Linked DNA regions of Homo sapiens: region 2 is linked to region 1. A link is a loop called in an ENCODE intact Hi-C map of the cell type or tissue named here. Cell type or tissue: psoas muscle. All regions are shown on one strand. Each heading gives the region's core, and the rest is flanking DNA. Links, peaks and the distances in the headings are about the cores only. Region 1 has its middle 61 kb from the start of C4orf51. Region 2 overlaps ZNF827 (zinc finger protein 827).

Evidence for each region. Peaks named below come from ENCODE experiments on the same cell type or tissue, not always from the same donor. Only the 100,000 strongest peaks of a DNase experiment are listed, where the experiment ranks them.
Region 2: a loop joins it to region 1, with 2.9 times the contacts of the local background. A loop is called at or near these places in 31 of 110 quality-filtered maps.

What each region holds. Positions count from the first base shown.
Region 1 is chr4:145,736,714-145,746,455 of GRCh38, forward strand. It overlaps a transcript of C4orf51 not described here. Among named protein-coding and RNA genes, the nearest start is that of C4orf51, 61 kb to the left of the region's middle. In psoas muscle, for the core only: no CTCF peak of the experiment used is centred there; no DNase peak of the experiment used is centred there.
Region 2 is chr4:145,790,433-145,795,432 of GRCh38, forward strand. The region is part of intron 8 of ZNF827 (zinc finger protein 827); the gene reads right to left. It also overlaps a transcript of C4orf51 not described here. Among named protein-coding and RNA genes, the nearest start is that of C4orf51, 110 kb to the left of the region's middle. In psoas muscle, for the core only: no CTCF peak of the experiment used is centred there; no DNase peak of the experiment used is centred there; H3K27ac peaks cover 1,413 bases.

The sequences.
Region 1 (9,742 bases), core at 2,931-7,930:
TGTTTTATTTTTAGAGACAGGAAAATGTCTGCTTTTTGGCAGCTGCTCTTTTTCTGGCACACATCAGGGATGGTGTAAAAAAGTTCAAGTGAGAGATTCCAAGCCCTAAATTCACGGCCTATGACACAGGCAATAGCACCATGAGCCTCTCAATAGGCGCCTTTGGGGAACCTAGGATCTGTCATTAGAAGGCCTTCTGGGCAGAATAGTGGCCTCCCTGCCACACCCTGGCGGCGAGAGTCCTCTCTAGTTCATAAACCTCAGAGTCTGAACTTCTCGTGAGTCCCTTTTGAATGCATCAGCCGATCTGAACTATTATAGTTCTTACCTCCATTCATCTCCTTATCTACCAGTCCATAATCTGGTTCAACTTGGTAGGCAGAGTTAAAAAAAAAAAAAGTCTGCTAAATTTCATGTTCATCAACCCTTCTTAGACCCAATGACGTTGTCATCATAATGATTGTAGAAGACAGCCAGTGTACATGGCAAGAAATATCTTACTAGATTCAGGGATCACATTTCCAAGTTTTATTGGAATTAATATTTGTCTTAACATAGCCCTCTTAAAACATATTTTTGTAGGTCCTGTGATTCTAGCTGCTGACAATTTATAGGAAAGCATTTTGCAAACTATAGTGACATATTATGCAAAGGCAAAATGGAATATAAATAAAGAATTATTATCTTCTTTTCTCCCCAACCTTTGAAAAACGATTACTTTCTAATTACAAAAATAAAACATGAATAAGTTCTTCTTTACTGCTTATAGCCCATCATTACCTTTTGGATTCATTTTTCTTCCTGCTGGAGCACATCTTTGGTAGATTTTCTTTTGCTTTTCCTCCCTTCTCCATCAGAGTGGGTAATACATTTTTCTAAGGGCTTGTATGTCTGAGAAGATATTTTGCTCTCTCTCTCTGCATGTTAGCTTGGCTTGTTATAGAACTCTAAGTTCAAATTGATTTTTCCTGAGCATTTCTAAGCTATTCCATCATTTTCTTGAGACTGCTTTGGTTGATGAGCAGTATCCTTTTGATCTGACTCTCACTCCTTCGTAGATAATCCTCTGTATCCTCTTGTACCTTTTAGGATTGCCTTTTTCACCTCAATGCTCTGGAGTTTTGTTTTGATATCACTATGTATGAATTTATTTTTAAAGTTTATCCTGCTTGGTAATGATAGGCTCTTTCAATCTGAGTGTTCATGTTCTAAAATATGGGGTGGAAACCAGACAGGTTAAATTCATCTGTATAGTAAAATGCTGAGGAAGAAAGGAAAGAAACTGTGTGGCTTGAGTGTTGGGAGGAATTTTAAGGGGTTATAGAGAGAGCAAGAGAGTAAGGCTTGGAGAGATTCATTGTTAGTTGGTTCCTGCTGGAGCACATCCTTGATAGAGAAAAATGTGTAAAGAAGACTTTTTAAGCTCTTTGGATGCATATTAAAAATATACTCCCAGCAGGGCTCAGTGGCTCACGCCTGTAATCCCAGCACTTTGGGAGGCCTAGGCAGGTGGATTGCCTGAGGTCAGGAGTTCAAGACCAGCCTGACCAATATGGTGAAACCCCGTCTCTACTAAAAACACAAAAATTACCCAGGAGTGGTGGCAGGCACCTGGAATCCCAGCTATTCAGGAGGTTGAGGCAGGAGGATTGCTTGAACCTGGGAGGTGGAGGTTGCAGTGAGCTGAGATCGCACCACTGCACTCCAGCCTGGGCGACAGAGCGAGACTCTATCTCGAAAAAAAACATATATATATATATATATAGACACACACACACTCCCTTCTTTGGTGTTTTATGAAGAAACTAAGACCTAAGTTGGTGTTAATTATATTTTTTTTCTGTGGGACTGTTGTATCTGTGATTTGATACTAAACCACAAGACTGAACCATAAGACTACTTTAAATTAATATGAATTATATAATCAATTATTATTATTATTTTGAGATAGGGTCTTGCTCTGTCACTCAGGCTGGAGTGCAGTGGTATGATCTCAGCTCACTGCAACCTTTGTCTCCTGGGCTTAAGTGATGCTCCCACCTCAGCCTCCCGAGTAGCTGGAACCACAGGTGGGCACCACAACGCCCGACTAATTTTTTGTATTTTTGGTAGAGATGAGGTTTCACCATGTTGCCCAGGCTGGTCTCAAACTTCTGGGCTCAAGCAATCTGTCCACCTTGGCCTCCCAAAGTCCTGGGATTACTGGCATGAGCCACTGCACCTGGCCAGCAATTATTATTTTTTTAATGATTAGGCAAATAGCCTTCTTTCATTCTGTCCTTGTCCCTTCCCTTCCCTCACACTGTCCAGGCTACAGTTTCTTTTTACATAATGAAAGATTCTTTTACAGAATGAGATGGAGTTAGATGCTCTAAAGTCTTGCTGTTTCTCTACAACTCTCTTTCTCTTAGTCATTTGTCATCGACCTACCTAAACACTTTCTTTTATGGCTAATAGCTTATAAGAAGCATACACAAATACTTTGTCCACTCATTTAGTAATATAATTTCTCACCAGATGAGTTGTCATGTATAGATTATAGATTTGGTCAGAAAAGACTGTGCAGTGACCAAAGTTATAGCAATTTAGGACTCTTAGCTTGAGATCCAGAATGCGAAGCTCTGCTTACCTCCCCAGAAGTTTACTACTCCAGACTGAGGAATTCATCCCATAGATTGTCTTGGTCCACCCATAGAAGTTAATGTGTGGCACAGAGCGTCAAGATTTGGGAAAGGCTCAAACACAAACTGATATTCAACCAACAATAGCATCTCTGAACAAATGAAGGCAGGAGATACAAACAAAATCATATTATGACTTTTCACTCTCTTCTTGAAACATAATCATTGAATTGGCTTTTATTTTATCATGTGCATGTATTATCTTTTAGAAAGCACTAAAAACAATTGTTAAACTTTTAAAAGTATAAGGACAATAGAATAATTATTGAGAGTCCAAATTCTCCCAGGAGATTTGAATTATTTGAGAGCTTTTTCCTCTACTTCTAATATCCACACTAAAGTGTTTGATATGATGAGACAGTAAACATATGCAGCCTGTATAATCTGAATTACTCTCCTGACTAAAAGGTAGAGATAGAGTCGCTGAGGCCCAACACCCCTGACAACTATTGAGCTCCTAGTTGTTAGATGCTGCTACTCTCACTAGATTTTGAGATATGCATAGTCTCTGCCTGAGTATGTGGGGATGCAGTGTGACCTAGAGGAGGGAGATCTGGGAAAGGCTCAACGTGGAACTGGTATTCAACCAGCAATAGCATCTCTGAGCAAATGAAGGCAGAAGATGCAAACAAACGTTAAGTTCAGAGTCCGCTGACATTGGAAGCAAGCCAGGTGAAAACCGTTCACGTGGATCTTCAAGGGAGTCAGGCATTTCTTAGAGTTGCCATCAGCATTTCTTCTTTTCTGGAATGTAAAGTTTCCTTCACTTTGTATGTAACTAGGGCTCTATCTGTATCCAGAGAGGGTGAAATGCTTTCCAAATTATAGCTATCTCTCCCTTTCTGCAAAAAAAAAAAAAAAAAAAAAAAAAAAAAAAGACAAAAAATAAAAAAAAGTGACAATGTGAGGTTTTCAAAACTGCATTTTACAAAAGAACTATGCATTTACTTTATAATTTCAAATGCTATATTTTCCATTTTTGGTTAATCTGTAATTAATTGTGGCTCCTAACTCATCGGGTTTCCTACAGTCCCCTTCATCTTTTCTCCAACCTTTATGTTAAACAGTTAATGCTCTATACATTATATAAATACCCTTCTGAAATTCAGTGCCCAAGGAAAAACCCACTTTTAAAGAGAGGGATTCTGAATAATAACCACCCCTTGTTTTGAAAATACAGGTTTTCATAAAACAGCATTTGTAAAAGCAGGTCCACCTCTAGAGAACATGTGACAAGTATCTAGCAGATGTCATTACTGCAAAGTACTCCCCTCAAAACCCTTAAATTTTCACTTCTTCTGGATTTGCCGCTTTAATGGAAGAGCCCACCATGGCGACACATGCTCTGCCTCTCAAAGTGTGGTCTGCAAGGCTTTGCCAGATGGTCTCCTTCAGAGTAAATGCTTTCAATATGATAATGTTTATATTTGTGATTCTGGCATGAACTAATAATTTTCTCATGATAGTTAATAAAAAACAGATTATTTCATTTCTATCTCATAAAACCCAGTACCTTTCCTCCCATTCTATCTGATGAGGGTGATTTTTTTTCCCATTGGTGAGGTAGCAGTGAGTGTGGGGAGGATTATGGAGCTGCAGCTGTCTCCACGGCTGAAGTGGTGTCCAGCCTAGAATTTGAGATCCCCTCCTCCTCCTCACAAAGGTCAGGCTTGCAATGCATCAGAAAAGGATAGTTTGTCAGGGTAACAGAGACCAGGGCTCCAACATAAACAATCTCTTTGAAACTTCAAGGTTTACCTTTTAGCTGTAATATTCCGGAATTTGGTGGCTGAGTCTGGGGCTCTCTGGCCGTATCCATCATGTTTTCTTAGAGGCTGATCATATTCCCTTCTAATCCTTCATTTTTCCAGTCTAGAATACTTATTTTATAACTCTTGCCACAGCAGAGGGGTGAGGGGTAGGGCGACTTTTCATCCTTTGACCTTTTTTTATTTTAAAACTTTTTTGGACTCTTTGTATTTAGGAGACGAGGTACTAAATTTTATCTGTGTAGCCCTCTTTTCCTGTGGATATTTGGCTAACAGAAACTGGTCCTGGTGGGCAGCAATAGTAGGGATGGTATGAAGATGGATGGCCTACACTTCAAAGGGTGACTTGATAGAAAAAGATATGGAAAATTAGTTTGGAGTGTGGCTGGAGATTATAATGCCACTAGTTTACTCTTCTTCAAAGGAATGTGAAGTAGGGAGTGGGAAAAGGTTAGATTTCCCTGAGAGAGAAGGAAAGCTTTGGGGTCTTTTGGCGAGAGCTAGGATGCATTAACTTTCTTTTTTTCTTTTCTTTTCTTTTTTATTTTTTTAAAGACAGAGTCTCACTCTGTCGCCCAGGCTGGCGTGCAGTGGCTCGATCTCAGCTCACTGCAACCTCTGCCTCCCAGGCTCAAGTGATTCTCCTGCCTAGCCTCCTGAGTAGCTGGGATTACAGGCGCCTGCCACCATGCCCAACTAATTTTTGTTGTTGTTGTTAGTAGAGACTGGGTTTCACCATGTTGGCCAGGGTGGTCTCAAACTCCTGACTTCAAGTGATCCGCCTGCCTCGGCCTCCCAAAGTGCTGAGATTACAGACATGAGCCACCATGCCTGGCTGCATTAACTTTATTTCTTTCAGTACTAAACTCAATACAAGGGTAGACTTTTCTCTTTGTTGCCAGCATCTCACCATCTACTCATTCTGTAACCTACTGGAATTTAGCTTCCACTTCTAACCTGTCATTGAATCTGCATCCTTAAAGATCACCAATGGCCATCAAATTGATACAGGCTATGAGATTCAGCCTCACTCTACTCATCCTTCTGTATGATTTCACATAAAAGTCTCTCTACCGTTGGGTTCTCTAGCAATGTTGTGCTTGTCTCTGGCTTCTCTGTTTCTTCTCATTCTCATGTGTTGACAACTCCTCCTCTTTCTTCTCCTCCATTAAAGCCATCTCCTAAGGTTCTGTCATTGGTGCCTTTGTTTTTGCTGTTGTTGCTGCTGCTGCTGTTTCTTCCATGGTGTTACCACCCTCTCCACTGTCTTCAAATGTCATCTTTGCTCCAACAAGTCTCATCATGAACTTTCTTCTGAGCTTTGGAATACATTTTCAGTTTTCTACACGACAGCATTTTCTTTTTCTTGTTTTTTTTTTTTTTTTTTTTTTTTTGAGACAGAGTCTTGCTCTGTCGCCCAGGCTGGAGTGCAGTGGCACGATCTCAGCTCACTGCAACCTCCACTTCCCGGGTTCAAGCAATTCTCCTGCCTCAGCCTCCTGAGTAGCTGAGATTACAGGCGCCCGCCACCACGCCCAGCTAATTTTTTTGTATTTTTAGTAGAGACGGGGTTTCACCATGTTGGTTAGGCTGGTCTCAAACCCCTGACCTCATGATCTACCCGCCTCGGCCTCCCAAAGTGCTGGGATTGTAGGCGTGAGCCACCACGCCCAGCCAGAGCATTTTCTTCTAGACAGGAAACTATTGTGATCCACCTGGTGAGGATGCTAAGAATCTGCACAAGGATGTTAAGAGTGGAAAAGACAGGAGAGAGTCATAAAAATATTTGGCAGATAAAATAAACAGAGCTCTTTGATGGATTAACTATCCAAAGAGCAAGAGGAAGAAAAAGAAGTAGGAGAGCTAGAAGGGGACAAAGCTGACCCCAAGTTTTATAGGTTAGGTAAGTTGGAGGATAGGTGTGCCCTTACTGGAGTAAGAAATACATGGTAAGGGTCAGATTTAAGGGAGAAGATGATGACTTCAGTTTAGGACATTTGGAACATACCTCATCTCTGTCTTTTTTGCCTTTTGAGTCTTCCCTTCTGTCTTAGTCTGTTTTGTGTTGCTGTAACAAAATACCCGAGACTATATCATTTATAATAAACAGAAACTTATTTGGCTCATGGTTCTAAAGGTGGGAAAGTCTAAGATCAAGGGGCCAGCATCTTGTGAAGGCTTTCTTGCTGCATCATCCCATGGCAGAAGGTGGGAGGGCAAGAGAACACATGAGAGACAGAAGGGGAAGCGGGCTTAACTCATCTTTTTATGAAGATCCTGCTCCTGAGATAACAAAGCCATGCCTGTGATAACGGCATTAATCCATTTCTGAGGGCAAAGACCACATGAGCTAATCACCTCTTCAAGGTACTGTCTCTCAACACAGCTACATTAGGGATTAAGTTTTCAACACATGAACTTTGGGAGATTCAAACCATAGGACTTTCTTAGTGCTGCTAGAATTATCTTCCTAAAATGCAGATCTAATTCATGCCATTCGCCTCAAAATTTTTTGTTAGCTCTTACTAACTACAGAGTAGTTTAGGCATTCAGTCTCCTTGACAGGGATTTGAAGCCCTACACAAGCTGTCTTTGTTTGGTTTCATTGTAATCTTCTAGCACAACAGAATCCACCAAGCAATTTCTCACCTTCTTGCCTTTGCTCAAGCTGTTCTCTCAATCTGGAATGCCCTCCCCAATTTTTCTGTGTATGGAAATCCCACTCATTCTTTAGATTGCAGCTTGCATGCTACATCCTCCATAATGCCTCCTCCCACCACAGTTAGAATCTGTCATTCTTTATTCAATATTTTCACAGCAATTTATGTGTATTTTTCCTTGTATTATAATGCATATGCTCAAACACGCATTTCTTCTATTGGTTAGTAAACTCCTTAAAGCTGGGAAATGTATCTTATTTATTTCCATTCCTTATCAGCTGCCAACACACGATTTTCCATATATTTGTTGCTCATTAAATAATAAATGAAAAAGAGAGGGAGACATTGATCATGGTTAGCGTGGAGGGGGAATCTTGGGGGGAGAAATGGTTGGTAAGGTAGGCTGGGACTTGCTTTAGAATATGTTCAACTGGGATGGAAACTTTGGGCTCTGAAGAAAAGGGATAGGGAATAATGATGAGGGTGGCAATGGATTATGGGTAATGTGAAGGGCTTATATTTAAACAAAGGATCCTGTGATACAAAATCATTCGTGTACACATTTAGCTTCTTATCCACAGGCAGATAAACCAAATTGTTAAGTCCTTCGGCAGGAAATTATTACTCTGCCCATTTAATTGTAACCCCAACTCTTGAATATTTCACTATTGCTGCTACTATGTCTATTGTCTGATGCCATAAAGAGATGGGACCTTGGCTGGGCGCGGTGGCTCACACCTCTAATCCCAGCACTTTGGGAGGCCAAGGCGGGTGGATCACGAGGTCAGGAGATCGAGACCATCCTGGCTAACACGGTAAAACCCCGTCTCTACAAAAAATTAGCAATTCTACAAAAAAAAATTAGTAATTCTACAAAAAATTAGCCAGGTGTAGTGGCAGGCGCCTGTATTCCCAGCTACTCGGGAGGCTGAGGCAAGAGAATGGCGTGAACCCAGTGGGCGGAGCTTGCAGTGAGCCAAGATAGCGCCACTGTACTCCAGCCTGGGCAACAGATTGAAACTCTGTCTCAAAAAAAAAAAAGAGAGATGGGACCTTGACGAATAGTATGGTGATGATCTATGGTGATAATCTATTGCTATGCCCATTTATTTAATTGTAGAAAAGGTGAGCAAGGAGGTATTCATTCTGATTAATAAGATATCTTTGACCCTTAGTTTTTCTTTTCATACATTTTCATCAATCTGTTTTTATATTAAATAGAACAAAGAAAAAATGAAAAATTTTGTCTTTAAACAATTATTTTAATGGGTACATAGTAGGTATATATACTTATGGGGTAGATGAGATAATTTGATGCAGCATGCAATGCATAACAATCACGTCAGGGTAAATGGGGTATCCATCACCCAAGCATGTATCCTTTGTGTTGCAAACAATCCAATTATTCTCTTTTAGTTATTATAAAATGTACAATTAGATTATCATCGACTATAAGACACACTGTTGTGGTATCAAATACTAGGTCTTATTCATTCATTTTTTTTTTTTTTTTTGGTACCCATTAGCCATTCCCACTTCCCCCTAACCCCCTAGAACCCTTCCCAGACTCTGGTAATCATTCTTCTACTCTCCATCTCCATGAGTTCAATTGTTTTAACTTTTAGATCCCACAAATATGTAAGAACATGTCAAATTTGTCTATGTCCAGCTTATTTCACTTAACATAACAATCTCCAGTTCCATCTATGCTGTTGCAAATGATTGGATCTCATTCTTCTTTATAGCTGAATAGTACTCCATTGTGTATATTTACCACATTTTCTTTATCCTTTCATCTGTTGATGGACACTTAGGTTGCTTCCAAATCTTGGCTATTGTGAACAGTGGCGTGAGAAATATGGAAGTGCTGATACCTCTTCAATATACTGATTTCTTTTCCTTTGGGTATATACCTAGCAGTGAAATTGCTGGATCATATGGTGGCTCTATTTTTAGTTTTTTGAGGAACCTCCAAACTGTTCTCCATAGTGGTTGTACTAATTTACATTCCCACCAACAGTGTACTAGGGTTCCCTTTTCTCTACATCCTCACCAGCATTTGTTGTTGCCTGTCTTTTGGATAAAAGCCATTTTAACTTGGGCGAGATGATATCTCATTGTAGTTTTGGTTTGCATTTCTCTGATGATCAGTGATCACTTTTTCATAAACCTGTTTGCCATTTGTATGTCTTCTTTTGAGAAATATGTATTCAAATCTTTTGCCCATTTTAAAATCAGATTATTATAATTTTTTTTCTATGGAGTTGTTTGAACTCCTTATATATTCTGATTACTAATCCCTTGTCAGATGGGTAGTTTGCAAATGTTTTCTCCCATTCTGTGGGTTATCTCTTCACTTTGTTTGTTTCCTTTGGTGTGGAGAAGCTTTTAACTTGATGTGATCCCATTTGCCCATATTTGTTTTAGTTGCCTGTGCTTGTGGGGTATAACTCAAGAAATCTTTGCCCGCTCCAGTGTCTTGGAGAGTTTTCCCAATGTTTTCTTTTAGTTTCATATTTTGAGATCTTAGATACTAGTCTTTAATCCATTTTTATTTGATTTTTGTATATAGTGAGAAATAAGGGTCTAGTTTTATTCTTCTGCATATGGATATCTAGTTTTCCCAGTGCCA
Region 2 (5,000 bases), core at 1-5,000, 51 kb after region 1:
TCCAGACTTTCTAAAATACTAAAATTTTAATGTTAATTTACTCCTGAAATGTTGCAATGTGCTATGCATCACACCTATAGAGTTTTTAGAATACTGAATATATTTCTTTTTAAAATTCAAGTCACAGTCATTTCCAGATATTATTCAAGTAAGCCTCTAGGGATTCTGCAGTTCTCTTCACTAAGATTGGAATCCACTGGTATCCTCAATTATTCTAGTCTTCTTTTCTTATGGACAAGTCTTGATCATATCAATCATTCCTTTAAAGATTTCTAAATTTCCTTAAAGCCCTTATCAGCTCCCAGACACTGCAATATTCTTGTGTGACTACATCCAGTTTCAAATTTTCAGTCTTCCTCTTTCTCTGCTCCTAACCTATTGAATTCTGTATTAACAGGAAATATAACTATTCTACTTTGCCTTTCTCCTGACCTTGGGTTTTAGCACATTATAACATTTTTGTTAGTTGATGGCAGATTTAACATTTTAAGGCAACAGTGGTCACAAATATTTTTTCTCCTTCATCCAGAAATCCTACCTATTTGATTAGGCAGTTATATGTTTTTATATGATGGGAGTTTCTGTTTGTTGGTTTATGTAATTATTTTTCCTCAGGCAGGGAATCACAGACACAGGACTGGGAAATACTGTGTGTCTTAGTTCATTCAGGCTGCTATAACAAAACACTGGATGGCTTATAAACCACAGAAATGTTTTTCTCACAGTTCTGGAGGCTGAGAAGTCCAAGATCAAGGCACTGGCAGATTCAGTGTCTGGGGAGGCCCTGCTTCCTCACAGACAGCCATCTTTCTCACTCCACCCTCACATGGCAGAAGAGGCAAGGGGTCTTTTATAAGGGCCTCTTTTATAGGGGCACTAATCCTAGTCATGAGGGCTCCACTCCCAAGACCTAAGCACTTCCCAAAGGCTCCATCTTCTACATAGCATCACTTTAGGGGTGAGGATTTTAATGTATGAATTGAAATGGGGGGACATAAACATTTAGACCATACCACTTTGTTAGCTAGGAGAGGAGGAAAGGGATTATTAGTATTTTCCTGTGAACGTATGTCATAATGATTGGCAGCACTGATAATTAGTTACCAGTAATAATAAGTAGCATAGTTGGCAAATATTTTATTTTTTATATAAATAAAATAGGCCATCTCTATTATATCATTCTCAATAATTTGAATACACATATACTTTCTTTAATGGTTAAGAAAACTTTGGATTTAGGTATAGCTGAAAGAGGAATTATACATACGAATAGCTAAGATTTATTTAGCACTGATTTTACTCTGGGCACCGTGCTAAGGCTACAGGTTTTACTTATATAATTTCATTTAACTCTCTTAACAAAAGATTAAGGTTGGCCTCATTATTATCCTCATTTTATAGATGAGACAAATCAAGGCACAGAATTGATTATGAAATCAGCTTGTTCTTACATAGCTGGTAAGAGGGACAGCCAGGATTAAACCCAGGATGCCCAACTAGGAAGCGTATGTACTCTACAGCTTCCCTTATACTGCACACAATTCTAGCTGTGTCCATGGGATGTGTCATTCCTCTTTGCAAAAACCTCTGCTTTCTATGACAAAGTAGATAAAGGCTGATAGCCTTGAGGCTGAGCTTCTGGCCTCAAGATTTCTATGAGATGGTGACCTCGTTTTGGACCTGGTGCTAAGGAGGCCAATACCATGTGTTAAATGTTTCTCTTTCCTAGGTGGCAAGTGCTGCTGCATTTCATGGCCTCAGATCAAAATACAACCTCATTAGCTGCTGTGAACACAACGTTCCTGTTGAAGAATAGAATGGAATGGAGTTAAGAGTGTAGAAGGTCTGATGCAAATTTACTCCTACTCCTATTGACAAAGAGTTTGAACTACTGAATTTGTATATGAAAGTCAGGGCATCCTATTGTTTTCAGTTGTCATAAGAAAAAAAAAAAGAAAAAAAAGAAATGGCATTACTACTGTCAATATAAATAAATGAAAAATCTAAGCTACTTCTGTTTGTCATTTCAGGATTGAGAAATGGACTTTTGGCTCACAAACCAGAAATATATATATCCAAAAGCCTAGGAATAGATATATAATTTTTTTTTTTAAGAGACAGGGTCTCACTTTGTCACCCAGGCTAGAGTGCAGTGGCATGGTCACAGCTAACTGCCGCCTCGAATTCCTGGGCTCGAGCAATCTGTCCGTCTTGGCCTCCCAAAGTGCTGGGATTACAGGTCTGAGCCACTGCGCCTGGCTTGGGATATTTTTAAGCAACAGATAATATTCAATAATTCAACTCCAAAGTAGTTGAGCAAAAGAAGTACCTGTATTTAAAAAAGATGTCTTCCTTCCATTTCAATTTTCAAATTGAAAAGGAATTCAAATAAATTAAATTAAAAAATCAATGTAAAATTTTGGCTACAAATAAAACTAGAGAAAGATCAAATAATAAACTGCAAAATATGGCAGGACTACTTTACTCTTGCGTGGAAATGCAATACATTCTAGTTACGTGCCCTGTTACTGTAGGTTGTTTGTGTGTTGATTTTTCTCATGCATTATGACTTGGCCACCTTGGAAAGTGTCTCTTCCTACCCTCTCTCATTACATAGATCTTAAATATAATAGACAATAAATATTTGTGGATTTGCTTAAAATTCCACTAGCTATAGGCAAGAGAAAACATGCATGGATGCATGACATATGTAATTTAATGTCAATAACTTCCACATAGACAAGGCTGAGAAGTCCCAGCCTGTGCACACTGCACCCTTTCTGTATTAGGGTTCCCTAGAGTGACAGAACTAAGAGATATATATATATATATCTCTTATATATATATAATATATATATGATATATATCTTATATATACTTATATATAATATATATCTTATATATATATAAAAAGAGGAGTTTATTAAGTTTTAACTTACACTATCATAAGGTCCACAATAGGCTGTCTGCAAGCTTGAGGACCAAGGAGAGCCAGTCTGAGTCTCGAAACTGAAGAACCTGGAGTCTGATGTTCAAGGGCAGGAAGCATCCAGCATGGGAGAAAGATGTCGGCTGGGAGGCTAGGCTGGTCTTACCTTTTCATGTTTTTCTGCCTGCTTTATATTTGCTGGCAGCTGATTAGATTGTACCCACCAGATTAAGGGTGGGTCTGCCTTCCCCAGCCCACTGACTCAAATATTAATCTCCTTGGCAACAGACACACAGGCACACCCAGGATCAATACTTTGCATCCTTCAATCCAATCAAGTTGACACTCAGTATTAACCATCACACTTTCCTACCCCATAACAGAAAGCTGTTACCTCTAACTTTGATGTTAAAAGTTCAACCTCAAAAGGTCTTTGGAGACCTTCCCTCAGCAGAATCTTTGCCTCATCTTTGGTGAATTAGGGAGAACTGGAAGAAGGCATAGTATTCCTTCTAGTTCATAGAGAACTTGAGATGTGGATAAGCTAATTGCTTGCCTAAGGTCCTCCAGTGAAACTCTGACTGGGGGGAAGTCAGTCTCAGCTCAGCTCCCTCTTCACCTCATCCCCCTGCCTCCCCACATGCTGAGGTTCAGGTTCTTAATCACACTACATACTAAAGGCTTTGCAGAACTAATCGGTCTTCAACCATACACTGTTTTACGGAACGTGTACTAGAGCGGAGAACAGATGTCACCATGAGAATCTTATTTTCTGCTATTTCCCGATTTTGGCCTGTGAACATTTGTAACCTTAATGTTGCATGAACAAAGATTTTTGCATTTAATACTAATATGGGAACTCACAGATCCTCCTTCTCCAGTTGGAAGTGTGCCACATTCTGATTTCAACAGTGTATGGCTGCTTTTTCAGCGTGTGAATTTGCCTCAATGTCCTGTTGGTGTCTTCTGAGCTGAAAATGTGGTCACATTCTAGTCTTACAGGAGATAATGTCAGGTAAAACATCTAGAGATATTTACATTTGTCACTTTCAAAGCACACATAGCCTGCAATCCCAGCACTTTGGGAGGCCAAGGTGGGAAGACTGCTTGAGCCTAGGAGTTGGATACCAGCCTGGGCAACATGGCAAAACCCTGTCTCTACAAAAAGTACAAAAATTAGCCAGGTATGGTGGTGTGTGCCTGTAGTCCCAGCTACTCAGAAAGCTGAGGCTGGGCGGGGTGGGGATGGGATAGGATGGGATGGGATGGGAATTGCTTGAGCCCAGGAGGTTAAGGCCACTGCACTTCAGCCCGGGCGACAGGGCGAGACCCTGTCTCAGAAGAAAAAAAAATAGCACATACATACCCAACACCAGTAAAGGCCGATGGAAAAGGTTTTTACTTGTCAAGACCTAATTCACAGAGCTGTTTCTACTGTTAAGTAAACCAGCAACATCCACAGCAGAACAAAACACTGCATAACACCATATCCCAAATATTGGTTTGGCAAGAAACCATGGGTTAAAAAGTGAGTTTTCAAAGACAGGGCTTTCAAGCAGACTGGCACCTTTATTTCTTCTTCCAAAGTGAAGATTTTGAAAAATGGCAAACTCTGCTGTCTAGCCAAGGCTGCTGAACCACATGTACCTGCCAGACCACCCAAGAATCAGTCAGTGGCTGGCAGACAGCAGGTGAATCTGCTTCTTCCCTCGAGATCCATGTACTGGGGGTGTCCTCACAGGGTCACGCCAAGTCAGGGGCAAGATGTTATGTGTTTTTTTGTTTTGTTTTGTTTTTTGTTTTTGAGACTAAGTCTCACTCCCTCGCCCAGGGTGGAGTGTAGTGGCATGATCCTGGCTCACTGCAATCTCTGCCCACCGGGTTCAAGTGATTCTCATGCCTCAGCCTTCCGAGCAGCTGGGATTACAAAGCACCCACCACCCGCCTGGCTAATTTTTGTATTTTTAGTAGAGATGGGGTTTCACCATGTTGACCAGGCTGGTCTCGAACTCCTGCCCTCAAGTGATCCGCCCGCCTTGGCCTCCCAAAGTGCTGGGATTATAGGCATGAG